2 separate regions of the Mus musculus genome follow, and region 2 is linked to region 1. Evidence: chromatin loops called from intact Hi-C (ENCODE). Cell type or tissue: gastrocnemius. All regions are shown on one strand.

The links. Hi-C counts contacts between places; a loop is a spot of excess contacts. Peaks named below come from ENCODE experiments on the same cell type or tissue, not always from the same donor. Only the 100,000 strongest peaks of a DNase experiment are listed, where the experiment ranks them.
Region 2: it touches region 1 in a loop (9-fold over the local background); 11 of 42 quality-filtered maps call a loop at or near these places.

What each region holds. Positions count from the first base shown.
Region 1 is chr4:124,710,470-124,718,469 of GRCm38, reverse strand. Sf3a3 (splicing factor 3a, subunit 3) reads right to left here and starts at 3,609. Exons shown (of 17, transcript NM_029157.3): 1 at 3,480-3,609; 2 at 3,154-3,201; 3 at 2,766-2,818; 4 at 2,555-2,660; 5 at 1,947-2,019; 6 at 51-142. The coding sequence starts at 3,575. In gastrocnemius, CTCF peaks have their summits at 3,769 (motif pointing left) and 7,391 (motif pointing left); DNase peaks (open chromatin) are centred at 3,727 and 7,443; H3K4me3 peaks cover 2,156 bases; H3K27ac peaks cover 2,228 bases.
Region 2 is chr4:124,797,511-124,805,510 of GRCm38, reverse strand. Inpp5b (inositol polyphosphate-5-phosphatase B) reads right to left here. Exons shown (of 24, transcript NM_008385.4): 21 at 7,602-7,686; 22 at 7,132-7,259; 23 at 5,632-5,743; 24 at 4,000-4,805. The coding sequence ends at 4,690. It overlaps Mtf1 (metal response element binding transcription factor 1), which reads right to left and starts at 2,962. Exons shown (of 11, transcript NM_008636.4): 1 at 2,868-2,962; 2 at 396-851. The coding sequence starts at 800. In gastrocnemius, a CTCF peak has its summit at 3,442 (motif pointing left); DNase peaks (open chromatin) are centred at 2,990, 3,408 and 3,796; H3K4me3 peaks cover 2,143 bases; H3K27ac peaks cover 1,532 bases.

The DNA of each region.
Region 1 (8,000 bases):
ATCTTGACTTAGTCCCAAGAATGAGACTCTCTCCACTCTCCAGGCCTTACCTCAGATGCCTTCAGGTTAATGTATTTGAGGTAGCAGTCATGGAGATCAAGGTAGCGACCATATCCCTCTTCATCTGTGAACTCCACCAAGTCTGAAGGAATCACACATGTCAATGATTCAGATGTTATAGGCTACTTTCTTGAACTTGCTCTTTCAAATGCACTATCTTTTAGAAGTTCTACGAGGTAGCCCGTCACTTAATGTCCTCTCTGCTCTCATCAAATGACAGAGGTAGGTTTTCACTTTAAGCTTAGAGAACACAAAGAAGCATTTTGTGCAAGATCATCAGGGTGTCAATATAGTGTAGGAACCCAGCTACCAATTCCTGAGGTCCTAGAAGGTGGGGATTACAGAGGGTTTCAGGTAGTTTACATTGGCCGCAGACTCATCTGCCTGCTTCTACCTACGTGCTGGGAATACAGGCATGTGTCATCGAAAAAACAGAGTTCAGGGCCAGTATGAAATACATAGTATGTCCCTGACCAAAAAAAAAAAAAGAAAAGAAAAGCCAGCTAGATCATTCTCAGGCCTGAGGTCATACCCCAAAACCCAGGTAAAAGTAGGAGAGAACTAATTTCATAAAGTTGTCCCTGACACACATGCCCCTACGCATACGCCTTTGTATGCACACCACACATACACAATTAAACAAACAAACTAATAAACAGACTAACCAGGATTATTAGCACATATCTCTGTGAGTCTGAGGCCAGCCTGGTCCAAACAGGTTTCAAGATAGCCAGTACTACATGGAGAGATCCCTTTTTTTCTTTCTTTCTTTTTAAAAAAAGATTTACTTATCTTTATATGAGCATACTGTAGCCACCATGTGGTTGCTGGGAATTGAACTCAGGACCTCTGGAAGAGCAGTCAGTGCTCTTAACCACTGAGCCAACTCTCCAGCCCTGAGATCCCATCTTTTAGAAAGAAAGAAAGAAAGAACGAAAGAACAAAAGAAAAGAAGAGAAGAGAAGAGAAGAGGAGAGGAAAAGGAAAGGAAAAGGAAAGAAAAAAAAAAGAAAAGAAAAGAAAAGAAAAGAAAAGAAGAGAGAAAGCAAACTGGGCAGTGGTACACACTTTTAACGCCTTTAATTCTTGCACTAGAGAGGCAGAGGCAGGCCATCTCTGAATTCGAGGCCAACCTGATCTATAGAGTGAGTTCCAGGGCTATACAGAGACACCTTGTCACATCAAAACAAACAACAAAACAAAAAAATGGGGCTGGAGAGATAGCTCAATGGTTAGGAGCAATGAGTGGCCTTCATTAGGACCTGGGATCAATTCTTAGCACCCACATGGCAGTTCACAACTGTCTGTAACTCCACTCAGAGATCTGACATCCTCAAACACAGATACATGTAGGCAAAACACCAATGCAGATACAAATAAACAAATTAAAAAAAAAAAAAAAGATGTTAACTCACCATACAATTAAAAAAATAAAAGGTCTGGCATTTATTTAACTCAGAGAACTACTGAGAGCTGAGATTAAATGTATACTCCACCACAATCAGCCTTTATTTATTTGTTTTTAGAGACACGACGTTCTAGGACCTAGAGAAGTGGCTCAGCATTTAGAAATACTGGCTGCTCTTGCACAGCACCTGAGTTTGAGTCCCAGTCCCTACACGGTAGCTCAAAACCATTTGTAACTCCAGTCGGAGTGGATCCAATTCCCTCTCCTGGCTTCCTGAGGCCATCACACACACACACACACACACACACACACACACACACACACGGTATACAAACATATATGCAGGCAAATTACCCACACAGACAAAATAAAAACAGATTGAAAAACAAAACAAAACAAAAAAAACCAAGCCATAGGTCCTAGCTCTATAGCTGAGAATGGCCTGAAGCCCCAGGAAGAAACAGTAACCATTACTTACTTTGTGCCTCTTCACTTGGATTCTCTCGAGCCTTCAGCAGCTCCTCAAATTCCACTGACATTGGCACACAGATCTGAGGGAAGGAGAAGAGTTCAGGTGGGCCTGGCGATGTCTCAGGCACACACAGGCCTGGGCTTCTAAGACTTGCTTTGGCTTTGACCTTGAGTGTACAGAGCTGCCTACTTAGTGTTCTCCACTTCCCTTGCTGCATAGCCGGGCAGACATTGATTGGCACAAAACACAGCATGCTAAGGAAGGGCTCCTTTGGAGGAGGCAGTCCAAGAGATATTTTACGAAAAAGCTGGCATTGGACATGAATCCTGAAGGGGTAACGACCTCTGCAAGTGAACAGAGCACCACTGTGTTGGTAGATTTCAGGGCAGAGCTAGGTGCACAGTATATTGAGTAGGAGACATTCTTGTGAAGCAGCCCTAGTGCTTCACCGTGTTCTCTTACTGCAGAGGGATGCCAAGAGGATGTCACTTAACATGCAGTGAAGTGGCACGTTCTTTCTTGGAGTGACATCTACATGGCATAGCTCCATTTCCTTTGCATCTTTCCCTTTTGTTAACGGCCAGGTCTAAGGACACTAAGTTGGGAGGCCTTACCTCATTTGGGTGCTTCCGATGGAATTCCTTTATCTGCTTGAGTCTGTTATAGAATTCAGCGAACTCGTTGGGTCCTGAGATAGCATTGAGCTCCTCCTTCCGCAGTCTGCAAGATATCAACAAACCCGAAGAGCATAAAGCACACAGCCCATGGTCTCACCAGGGCTCCTCAAAAGCACTAATTGTTAGAAGGGATGTGACCGTCACTTACCCGTCCTTATCATCATACAAATCCCTCAGGTTCCCACTGACCTCCATGTACCTCTGAAACAGAAGCGCAAAGCCATCAGAATGAAGCAAATTTGTACCACAGGGCTAAGTAAACAAGAAAGGATGTCTTGGCAAAACCCAAGGAAAACTCATGAGATACATGGTCTTCAAAGTTCCACCACTTTTAAGAGACAGCTTGATCCCGAGGTGGTTGCATACACTTTTAATCCCAGCACTTGGGAGGCAGAGATAGGACATCTGATTAGGTACCCTAGAGGGGCTTGTCTAAGAACTCAGGGGTAGAAATCACGCAGGGCCACTCAACCTTCCCAGCCTGCACTTTTCCCGCCCAGCCCGACCCCAGGGGAAGCGGACGGCGGCGCACTCACATCTTGCATGGCCCGAGTGCGGTGATCGGAATTGATCTGGTCCCGAAGCTGCAGAAAGGCAAACGGTAACACATACGTTGTTACTTTGAGTTTAGCAGTTGGAAAGAGCACCCGAGGGGTGATGCGCTTATTGGTTTAGGTCCCAGGGGCTGAAGCAGGAAGATTGAGGGGCCCTCGGAGGACGTTAACGAGGCCAGAGTGCCGAGCCAGCTTAGGAGGAGGGTGAGGATGGGGCGCAGAGAAGCTCCGAGGCCAAATACAGCGCGAGGGCTCGGCAAAGGACCCAGGCCCGCCTCCTGATGCGGCCCGGACCACGGCTCACTCACCGTGGACTTCTTCGTAAGCATCTCTTTGGCCATAACATCCATAAGCCGTTCCTTCTCCTCATGATAGCGCCGTTGCTGCTCTAAAATTGTCTCCATTTTCCCTTGGCCACGGCGTTTCAAGGCGGACCACTAACACTGCCGGAAACACCGCCTGCCGCCTTTCAGCCAGCGTCTCAGCGCGCAGCATCCGGCTGCACCAAAGTTCCGCGTGTCCCGGAAGTGTCTTGGGGGACTCAAGAAAAAAGGAACACCACGAAGAGAGCAAGCGGGTGCTATCCGCGACCGTGGCTACGCTTCCCCCTGCTGGCTGGGGGTCTGAAGGAGCGCTGCCTCCGCGTTGAAAGCTGGCTGTCTCTAAGAAGCCTGCAAGAATCCTGTAGGCTGAGGTTGAGAGACAGCTGGCTTGCCCGGGGCTTGCTGCAGAAAGCTGGGCCGGCAGGGACACACTAGCAGGAACGGATAAGTTGAAGGATACAGAACGGAAAGGGGAACTGGAAGCAGCAGTAGTTTTCAGTGTGTGACCTCTGGTGATGTTTTCCCCTTGTCTGGACTTTAGTGTGTTTGTCAGTAAAGTGGAGATGGTGGTGGGTTTGTTCTTAATAAAACTCATACATATTTGAACACAACCTTTGTTTATTGGCAGAGGAGTCTTTAAGAAAAACGTGGTACACTCAAGCAATGATATGCTTGCTGTTCAGCACAGGTTAACTTCTGATTCTCTGTAATTCTTTTTTTTTTAAAAGATTTATTTATTTATTATATGTAAAGTACACTGTAGCTGTCTTCAGACACACCAGAAGAGGGCATCGGATCTCATTACGGGTGGTTGTGAGCCACCATGTGGTTGCTGGGATTTGAACTTCCGACCTTCAGAAGAGCAGTCGGGTGCTCTTACCCACTGAGCCATCTCACCAGCCCCAATTCCATGTAATTCTTTATTTTTCTGCTTTTCGCCTACCACTTGCTGGAATTACAGGTATGAGCCACCACACCTAGCCACTGTATGGCTTAGAAAATGAAATCTAGACTGCCTTTCCTTAAAAGAGGAGGAAGAGGAAGAAGCAGAGGCAGAAGAGGCAGAAGGTGGAGGCAAACAGATCTTTGTGAGTTCTAGGCCAGTTTGGTCTACATAGTGAGTTCCAGGACAGCCAGGGCTGCATAGAGATCCAGTCTCATGAAACCAAACCAAACGAAACATAAACAAACAAACAAACAAACAAACAGAGTAGGGGCAGAGAGTGAATCAGTATAGAGAGCTGGGATTACAAGTGTGTGACAGTGCATGCACCAGGAAAGAGGCATCGGCGCAATGCAAAGTGGCTCACACCCGTGATCCTAGCGCTTAGGAGATGGAGGCAAGAGGAGAACAAGTTCAAGTTCAGCCTGAGCTATGTGATAAGACTCTATCTCAAAACAACAAACAAACAAAACACATACAAACATACACATACACACATACATATATACATACACATACAATACATACACACACATTCACACACACATACACACACATACATATATACACACACATGCACACATACATATACACATATATACACACACACATATATATATACACACACATACACACACATACATATATACACACACATATTCACACACACATTCACACACACATATACACACATACACACACATACATATATACACACACACATATATACACACACATTCACACAAACATACATACACATACACTTACACACACACACACACACACACACACACTCCAAGGCACTGGGTTTCAGCATCAACACAAGGGACTCTGGCCAGGTGGTCGTGGTGCACGCCTTTAATCCCAGCAGTGAGTTCCAGGACAGCCAGGGATATACAGAGAAACCCTGTCTCAAAAAACCAAAAAACAAAAAAGAAAAGAAAAAAGAAAAGGGACTCTACTCCATTCCTACTCTAGGCAGAGAAGGGAAAACACCGACCCTGTGTTCCTGTTATTCACAATTCACAAAATCTCTATATAACCCAAGGGCCCATTAGTTGGGACTGGAGAGCTGGCTCAGCAGTGAGGAGCGTTTGCTGCTCTTCCAGAGGATCTGAATCCAGTTCCCAGCATGCAAGTCGGTGGCTCACAGCCACTTGTATCTCCAGATCCAAGGGATGAACAGCCCCGCCCTCACCCCACGCTGCTCACGCTATCCACTTTTACATACATACACACCCAATGCATGGGTGAATGGATAACCATGTTGTCAGACAATACTGTTCAGCAGTGAGGGAATGCTATACGGACCCATGAGAGCATCATACTCCATAAAGAAGGAAGGGACTGGTGTAATGGCTTAGTGGCTAAGAATATCTGGTTCTCAGCACTCACATGTCACCTTACCATGATCCATGACTCCAGTTCCTGGGGACCTGATGCCTTCTTCTGACCTCCATAGGAACCAAGCATCACATGGTGCACATCCATATACACAGGTAAAACAGTCACACACATAAACATAAGTCTTTAAGAAAAACAAAATAGGGCTGGAGAGATGGCTCAGCAGGTAAGAGCACTTGACAGCTCTTCCAAAGGCCCTAAGTTCAAATCCCAGCAACCACATGGTGGCTCACAACCATCCATAATGAGATCTGATGCCCTCCTCTGGTGTGTCTGAAGACAGCTACAGTGTACTTACATATAATAAATAAATAAATCTTAAAAAAAAATAACTCGGGCTGGTGAGATGGCTCAGTGGGTAAGAGCACCCGACTGCTCTTCCGAAGGTCCAAAGTTCAAATCCCAGCAACCACATGGTGGCTCACAACCATCCGTAATGAGATCTAACGCCCTCTTCTGGAGTGTCTGAAGACAGCTACAGTGTACTTACATAGAATAAAAATAAATAAATCTTAAAAAAAAATAATAACTCTTGCCGGGCGTGGTGGCGCACGCCTTTAATCCCAGCACTCGGGAGGCAGAGGCAGGCGGATTTCTGAGTTCGAGGCCAGCCTGGTCTACAAAGTGAGTGCCAGGACAGCCAGGGCTACACAGAGAAACCCTGTCTTGAAAAACAAAAAAAAAACCAAAAACCAAAAAAAAAAAAAAAACTCTTACCCTATTACACTCTTGCCTCTTGCCCCCTTACTCCCAATTCCCTTCCCCCCTCTCTCCACATGGCCATGGCCCGCCCCCATTTCTCTGCTCTCTCCTTCTATCTGCCTTTCTCTGCCTCTGCTACCCTCTTAACTCCCCTCCCTTAAATAAACTCTATTCTATACTAAAAAAAAAAAAGAAAAAAGAAAAGCAAAATAAAGATTGCATAAAATATTTAAAATGAAAGAGAGAAGGCATGAGGTGGACATGACTGTCCACTTGAGTGACTGAGACAAGAAGGTAAGTGTGAGACCAGCCAGACCAGCACATAGAGACTCCATCACGAAGGATCAAAACCAACAATCAAAAAGTGGTTGTTTGGCCTGGAGAGATGGCTCAACAGTTAAGAGCACTGACTGTTCTTCCAGAGGTCCTGACTTCAATTCCCAGCAACCACATGGTGGCTCACAACCATCTGTACAGCTTTAGTGTACTCATATACATTAAATAAATAATTAAATCTTTTTTAAAAAAGCGTTTGTTCAGAGGAAATATTGGGATGAAGGGGAAAATGAGAGCGTGATTGCTTGTGGTAAGAGACTCAGAATGTGCAGAAGGGAGCCTTCCTGGGGTGGCAAGAGTTGGGAGAGTTGAGCAATTTTGCACTTAAAATGAATGACGTGGCTATATGTAAATTGTAAACTCAATAAGTCTCCTATTTAAAAAGGATTGGGGGCCTGGAGAGATTGAGAACACTGGTCACTCATCCAGGGGGAAGTTGTTCTGTTCCTACCAACTGTAAAGCAGCTAACAACTCTCTGTAAGATTCCAGTCCTGATGCCCTCTTCTGGCCTCTATGAGTACTTCATGCATGTTGTGCGCATCTGTACAAGCAGGCAAAATACCTATACGTATAAAATAAAAATAAATAAATCAGCCGGCAAAGGCCAGGGCTAAGTGAGACCCTTAAAAAAAGAAAAAAGACTGGACTTCCTAGTGCCCACTCAGTAAGCTGGGCATCCTTGCACAATCCTGTAACCCTGGCTCCAGAGCTGGCAGACAGGAAGGTGACTGGGGCTTGCTGGTTTCTAGTCTAGCTAAGAAAACACAAGCTCCAGGAGAGATACCGCCTCATAGGAATAGGTGGAGAGAAAGGACAACTGGTGCCCTGATTTCTGAGTTCGAGGCCAGCCTGGTCTACAAAGTGAGTTCCAGGACAGCCAGGGCTATACAGAGAAACCCTGTCTTGAAAAACAAACAAACAAAAAAAACCCAGCATCTTTTCTTTTTCTTTCCTATACATGCACTTTTTTCCTTGTTTTTTTTCTCCTTTTCTGTAGCCAAAGAGGATCCTGCAATCCTGCCTCTGCCACACCCCAAGTGCCGGGATTATAGGCATGTGCCAAGCAGGTGTAACTATATTAGTTTTTCTGAAAACCTGTTTATTTTGAGATAAACGAACC
Region 2 (8,000 bases), 87 kb before region 1:
CAAACATATTCCTACAGGCGTCTCCAAAACAAATCACTTACAGCCAGCTCTAGTTATTACACACAAATCTAGTCACTTGGCTATCAGAGAAGCCATGCTGTTACTTTCGCAGTATAAACATGAATTCACTTTGGTGAAATTTCTATTTTATTTATGATTTGGAGAGGAAAATCTGAGATATTACAATGTAGTATTCCTCAATTACAATGTGGCCATACAATCCAAAAGTTCTAGAAAGCAGTCACAACGAAACAGGAAGCGGATGTGTTGTTGACAGGCAAGACTACAGAAGGCTCTAAGCCCAGGAGCTCCTTTAACCCCCAGTTAAACCTGCCAGCGCGATGTGGAAGGAGCCGCCCCAAAGCCACACCGGCCTCATCTGCGGCTTTACTTACTTCTTTCCGTTTCGTTTCTGGACATTCCGACTGCAGAGTAAGAGTTGCACCTTCAATGTTTCTTGGCATGGGTGTGGAACCAGGGTTTATAGTCAAATGAATCTGATCTGGTGAGATAATGTGTTGTACGTAACCCTGGGACATTGCTTCCTGATCTATTAAGAAGCCCTCTTCACCTTCCACCAGAAAAGGCAAGGGTTCTCCACACTGTCCATCGTCTTCATCATCCTCCAAAGTGCCAGGGTCCTGTTCTATGAGAACAGTGGTCCTATCATAAACAGTTCCAGATGAGGAAGGCACCAGTCCGTTGTCATCCACAAACCTGAGCATCTTGTCATGCGGGGTTAGGTCATCCTCCTCTCCCTTAAAGAAGATGATATTGTCGTCTGGACTGTGTTCCCCCATGGCTCACGTGTGCTCAGCCCAATTGTGAGAAATGGAAAGGTAACGGCCTTTCTGCAATAGATAACACCAGAGTTAGAACCACAGCCCAAGACACACCTATGTCCTCAAGGGATCCTTAGGGATCACTTTCCCTCATTTTAAAGAGCAAAGTGCTAATCCCAGACTTTGGAATGCAGAGGCAGGCAGACCTCTGAGAATTCCAGGCCAGCATTGTCTGCATATCAAGTTCCAGGCCAACCAGAGTTGGTGGTGAGACCCTGTCTCAAAACAAAGAGAGAGAGCAATCCAGGCCTAGGAATGGTGGTGAATGTCTTTAACCCAGCACCTGAGAGGTTGAGTAAGCTGGATCTCTCTTGAATTCCAGGTGAACCAGAGATACACAGTAAGAATCACACACACACACACACACACACACACACACACACACACACACACACTCACACACACACACACACACACACACACACGCATGCCGGGCAGCGGTGGCGCACGCCTTTAATCCCAGCACTTGGGAGGTAGAGGCAGGCGGATTTCTGAGTTCAAGGCCAGCCTGGTCTACAGAGTGAGTTCCAGGACAGCCAGGGCTAAACAGAGAAACCCAGTCTCAAAAGAATCAAACACACATACTCAATCACACAGAGGCAAACCAAAGCAAAAAAAAAAAATTATGTTCCTTGGAAATACTTAAAATCTGACACAATCAGTCACTGACAAGGAAAAAGCAAATCTTTTTTTTTCCCCCAAAAAATTCAAAGTTGGCATTCACAAGACCTTCTACTGTCACATACTTTAAAGATGGATCTATGAAGCTAAGGAGGATAAAAGAGCAAACAGGTGGCTGTTTAAAGAAAGAGTGGCTACAAACCTTCAGTGAGGTGCTCCCGTCCCAATGCCCTCCCTCCCCGCAAACACACCGTGAGGCAGTGCCACGGCCTCATGTAGTTGGTGGTGCAGAAACAACACTCTGAACATAACCACCTCCAAACCCTCCTTTTGCCCTTTACTGCTTGGACAACCTATCCGTGCCTGCTTTTCTACAGTGGGACCAGGGCTTCCTGTTTCATACAGAAAGAGAAACTGCAGGTAAAGAAAAAGGGTGGCTTCCTTCTGTCATTTCTAGAACACATCAGGTGGAGGGGCTAAACCCTAATAAGGAGTAGCTGATGCAAATCACTTTAATTATTTATATCGTAAAACATGATCTGGACCAGAGAGTACACTTGTACAGAGTGACTAGGCTTTCTGACCCGAAAGGCTGACTTAACATAAGCAATACTGACACGAGCAGCTCAGGAAATATCAGCAAAATGAATGACAGACATGCAGACGGTCTCTTTTTGAAGATAGCCTCTTGAGGAAATTACCAAATTTGAAGCTTTCATGGTCTGGAATGGTGATTCCTCCTTCACCCGAAAACACACAGGTTCTACAAATGTGGGTTTGGCAGACACAAAAGGAGAATTTAAAATAACCAGCACATCACTTAGTTCTCAACCTGGTTCTGCACTTTCTCTTCAGCTCAAGAGTCGGCAAAGTGAGCCTTTACTAGCCGGAGTGACAAGCAGGCGAGGTAGTTACCAGGCACAGGTCAAGGGATCTAATCTGAGAGGAACCAGCCCGAACCTTTGCTTACGCAACCCCAGAAATACACGTTTCTCGGTGTCTGAGAGGAGAGATAAGAGACCCGGTGGGCTGCCCCGGGAAACGCAGAGACCAACTTTCTGTAACAAGACCAGGAGGTGTGAGGGTGGCCGAGGACTGCGAACCCAGCACCTCTGAGAGACTAGCATGAGGACCCTGACCGGGAAAGCACCCCTAGTCCAGGGCTACAGAGAAAAACCCCGAGGCAGTCTGGGGGCTACGAGCTGGGCTAAGAGGGGCAGGGTCCGGGTCTCCATGGAAACAGAGAAGGGGGGCTGGATACCCATCCCCATGGAAACGGAGGAGGGGTGGGGTCCCTCGGGTGAGTGGAATGAAGTCTCAGCCGGGAATGGCTACGGCAGGGAGCCCCAGTCCCGCACCCCCCGGATAGTTCCAGCCCCAGCCGAGTCCAGCCTCTGCTTTTACCTCCGCGGCTCCCGGCAACGGCGGCAGCAGCAGCTTCTCCCCTCCCAAGCGGCACCATGATTGCCCCCACCTGTCCCTAGCGTCACTTCCGCTTCCGCTTTCCGGAGGAAGGAGAGGCCCGGGGAGCCCTGGGCCTGCTGCTGTTCGTGATTGGCTTCTACTCTCCAGGGGGCTGAGACCGCGCCTCTCCCCAGCGGGCTGTGGGCGGAGCGAGTGGAGTCTGGCGCTCCGGTGCCGCACCGGGAAGCTGACCATAGAGAGCGGGCTGTTTCGAGCGCGGGAGGATACGCGACATCAGCGGTGAAGTCGAGGTGTTCTCAGCCCCAGCTGCGTCCACAGCTGCAGCAAGAAGGCTGCAGTCAGCCGCCGCCTTCCAGATGCGTAGGCCAGCCCACGGCATCCCTCTCCTCGCCCCACTGTACCCACGCAGCATAGTTCACCTGGCTGAGGCTCCCCCCCAGGACCGGAACGCTGAGCAGAGCCCTCCAGAAACTTCTCGTTCTCACGCGCCCGCGGGAGCTAGCGGTTCCAACCTTCCTTAAGGAGGGTTTTTGCTCTAGAAAGGGTCAGCGCCACCTACTGGCCAGTCCCCTGTCAGCTCTTAACACTTATCCTACCCACCCTTGAAATCCACTCGGTGGTAGCAATATTTCAAAGCCCAAGAAGATACTTTTCTCGTGTTTCTATTATATTCCTGTATATGTAATTTTTAGACTCTCACATAAGCTAATGCTTATTTACCCCATGAACGACTTCTCTCGAATGTTTACGTTGGAGCAGTGCTCTTAGAGGCTAGATCAGGGTTCAGGCCCAAACTGCTGTGCCATTCCCTCTGAGTAAGGTTGAATAAGTGACTCTGGCGCACCAGCATGCCACAGATCAGCTGCTCTGTTCTTAAGCCACAAAGGACTAGCTGCCAGGAACTACCATCTCTTGAGAGAGGAGGATTGGGGAAGAGAAGACCAACTGACTGCTCTGACCTTAGAGTTCTTTTGAAACCAGAACCCACATTAGATGGCTCACATCCAGCTTCAGAGAGATCTGAGCCTCTGGCCTCTCCTAGCACATTCACACATGCATGTACCACCACCACCACACACATACACATAACTAAAAAAAGAGAGAACCATAGTCACCATTAAAAATACATTTTCATTAAAATATATTACATATATGAGAGGTGCTGCATTATATACAGTTGGGAGGACTGAATATCCTACAAAATCCCACTTGTTTCACCAGAACCCCCTTTCTTCAGTGCTCTTGGGGGCGACTGAGAGGCCTTGGAGTTGAGCAGAAAGGGAACAGGTGCCCTATGCATGAACATGTTTGCGGCTTGGACAGTGGAAGCATCTGGATGGCTAAAAGTTGTTTATCCAGGAACCTCTAAGCAGAGTCCTGCCGCCCCAAGCCATTCTCCTTCAGGGACTTCAGTTAGTCCAAGTATCTGACCATGAGATGCTCAGTACGGGATATGGGGAACTCACTGACTGCATGTCCTGGAGGCTGGCTGAATAAGGCAAAGTACAGTTACTTAAAACTTTTAAATAAAAATGAATAGGGAGCTATTTGTGTTAAATAACTAGAGTTGAATGTGGAACGTCAGTTCTACTATGGTGGATTGCCCCCATGTCTTCACAAGTCAGCATGGGTGTGCTAGCCAATGGCATGGAGAAGGGGCAGGTCTAGGCTCAGGTAGAAGAAACAGGTGGCTGCCATTCTTCCAGCAGCCTCAGACCAGCTTAAGGCAGTTCTTGAGCTGAAACAGGTGGGGCTGACAATTGTGGCTGCCTTAAGGAAAACAGGAGAGGAGTAGTGAGGCTCAGAGTGGACCGCAGAGGAACTGGTGAATAAACTCTTGGGCCTTCTTCTTTTCCGCCATGTCAAGCTTTTGGTGACGAGCTGGGTTCCGGAGCAGTAAGCTGCCAAATATGCTAGCTGTGCATGACAGAAACAGAAAATACCACTTAGCAACTGGGACACGGGGGTGATTAGGAGAGAGAACAGACTACCTCAAGCACTCTGTGTTAAAGGCAGGGCCTGGGTGCCTTGAACTCAGGGGCTCCACCTGCCTCTTCCTCCTGAGACTGGGATTAAGGCATGTACCTCTATGCCCAGGTAGTTCCTTCCTGAAAGCACAAACAACTGGGGGGTGGGGGAGAAACAAGTCTCTATTCCTACCAGTCTTTAGTTCCAGGCCAGGCAGAGCTATACAGTGGGAGGCTGCCTCAAGAAATAAAGAGGGGCTGTGGAGATGGCTCCTTAAGTTAAGTGCTTGCCATGCAAACATGACAGAGGACCTGAGTGCAGATCTCTAGCTCCCACTTAAATGTACCTGTAACCACAGTGATGTGGAGGGAGAGAGAGGTGGGTCCTGAGGCCTTGCCAGCCAGCTAGTCTAGCTAAAAGAAGGAACTAGCACAAGGGCTTGCACATGGTAGGTAAGGGTTCTACCATTAAGTCATACTTCCAGTCCCCAAAAACATTATTTGCATAAACTTTGCCCAAAACAAGGCATGATGGTGCATATGCAGCACTGGGGACCAAAGCAAGAGGATGCTGAGTCCAAGGCCAGGAGAGTGAGTTTGAGGCCAGCTTCAGCAGCATAACTTGACCGCCTTTTAAAAAGTTAAAACAAAACAAAGCTTCCTCAGAGCTTGGGGGGCCAGGGGAGCAAGGGAGAAGAGAAGGGAGGGTGAGCATTAATTCAGCTTCCTTTCTTAGTGATTCTGAACAGATGCTTGTACGACACTTGGCCACTTACCTAGAATATTCTCATCCAAATGATTGTTTGCTGAATTTTTCAGCAGTTCTTGCAAAAACGCCATCAAGTAGTTGAAGACATTTTTGTGGAAGCTGGGGAGGGTTAAAATTATCTGAAAGAGGGAGAAGGTGGGGTTTGCGGCTTCACTCAGTTACATGACAAGGTGCCCCTTATATATCCCCTTGTATTCCAGGAACTGAGAATCCACACAGAGCTGATCACTCACCACTTGGCACAAGTATCCAAAGGGAACAAAGGGCAAACGCTGCTGCATGGACTTAGAAGTCAGACTTCTAAAACTAAAAGTCGCAGACTTAAGGGAATCAAGGCCTTTTAGTTGGGTCTTGAATACAAGACAAAACGAGACTTGGAGCAGCAAGGATTAGGGTATTGGAGGCAAAGAAGGCAAGAGAAAGCAAACTGTTAAGTAGGAAGAGCACGAGCTGTCAAAGTCGGCAGAAACCTACAGCGGCACAGGTGTTAGGCTTAGAAGGGTTAGCCAGACCGGAAGCCAGTGACTAGCCCACAAATGTGCACAACAGAATCAGCTGGAGAGCTGGGGCTCGGAAAAGGAAGGTTCCAGAAGGTTCACAGATGAAATGGATATAAGTGAAGGTGCTGGAACCCGTACTGTTCGCAACTGTTCTATACGAGCCTATCAATCATGGAACTGGGCGTGGTGATGAACACTGGTGATCCCAGGACTTGAGAGGCTGAGGCAGAAGGATGGTGAATTGGAGATCAATCTGGGCCACACTGAGTTCCAGGTCAGACTGAGTCACAGGAAGAGACCTGGTCTTGGAGGAAAAAAAGAGAGAGAGAAAAGAAAAAGAAAGGAAGGAAGGGGGCTGGAGAGATGGCTCAGTGGTTAAGAGCACTGTCCACTCTTCCTGAGGTCCTGAGCTCAATTCCCAGCAACCACATGGTGGCTCACAACCATCTGTAATGGGGATCCAATGCCCTCTTCTGGTGTGTCTGAAGACAGCGACAGTGAACCCACATTCATGAAATAAATAAGTAAATAAATCTTAAAAAAAAAAAAAAGGAAGGAAGGAAGGAAGGAGAAGGAAAAGTCACTAAGCAGCAGTGAGAAAGGTAAGTTTGGTTTTGTCCCACAGGATGACACCTCTAAATTCACAGTCTAACTGTAGCATGCCAACTGGATGTGGATGGAGGGGGAGCAAGAGCACAGGGCACTGCCCCAGGTAAGCTGAGCAACGATAGGGGAGAACAGAGAAGTAATGGATCAATGGGACTGGGCACGTGGGAGGTGAGGAGAGGGAGGACTCAGAAGTGACTCAGGTTTCAGGGTTGAGTCACGGGAACTAAGGGCGATGCTATTAAAAGCAAAAGGGACATGAGAGGAAGAGCAGGTTTGAGAAGGAATGATGCTAAGCTTCCAAGTCACTGCACGAGAGAGGCTGCCACACTCTGTTCTGCCAGGCTTCACGTGCCCAGGCCAAGCCGGTGTGCACGCTGAGGCTCAGCGCTCTCCCTCACCTGCTTGCTTGCTGCGTAATTGCCAGAACACTCCAAGCAGCTATGGTAGGCGCTGTAACAGATGACAGGCTCTGGCAGGCTCTCTAGGAAAAGCAGCAAGGCTTCGGCTACAGAATGGTTGTTAGCACCTTTGGCCCAATGTTAAGGAACAGGTGACAGGGTTGCTCTTGGGTAGGACAAGGCCCACGGCAAGCATGTGCCAGAGTGATGCCTGCTCAGTCAGGCTCTCCTCACACCTCGGATGCCAACCCACATCTCGGAGGGACCATGCCGTTTGTCAAGTGACCCCGGCTCTCCTGAGCTCCTGCCTCACTGACTGCTTACAGATGGAATGTCTTCTCTGGACAGGTGATGAGTGAGTAGAACCTGTTAGCCGAAGTTACAATAGCAGAGTCTGAGCTTTGGGATAGTCTTCTCTCTTTTTAAAACTCTCACGTTCCCACACACACATGCACATTTCTGAAGGATACAGAGCTGGTCGATCATCCCAGTATCTAGACAGTCCCTTATATGGTCAAACTCTGGCCTCAGACCTGGCTGCTGAAACAGATCTTCCTGCAAAGGGGAGAAAGATACAAAACAATAATTTTCTCAGAAAACTGGCAGTGATTTCCTGAGTCACCCATATCACACGAGTTCAGAATGAGGCTGTGTAGTGGGACTTCTGAATCATTCCAGTGGACAATGTCACTGAAGCTGGCATTACCATAGGCCATTAGGCATGTGTTATAAGGCTATGGGTAGGTCACACTACACAAGACAAGATCTGATACATGAGAAAACTCACACAGAGCTGTGTCCTAAGGCGTTATACATGCCATGGACAAGGCAGAAAAGCTACTTTGATCCTCAGCCAAAATAAACTACAA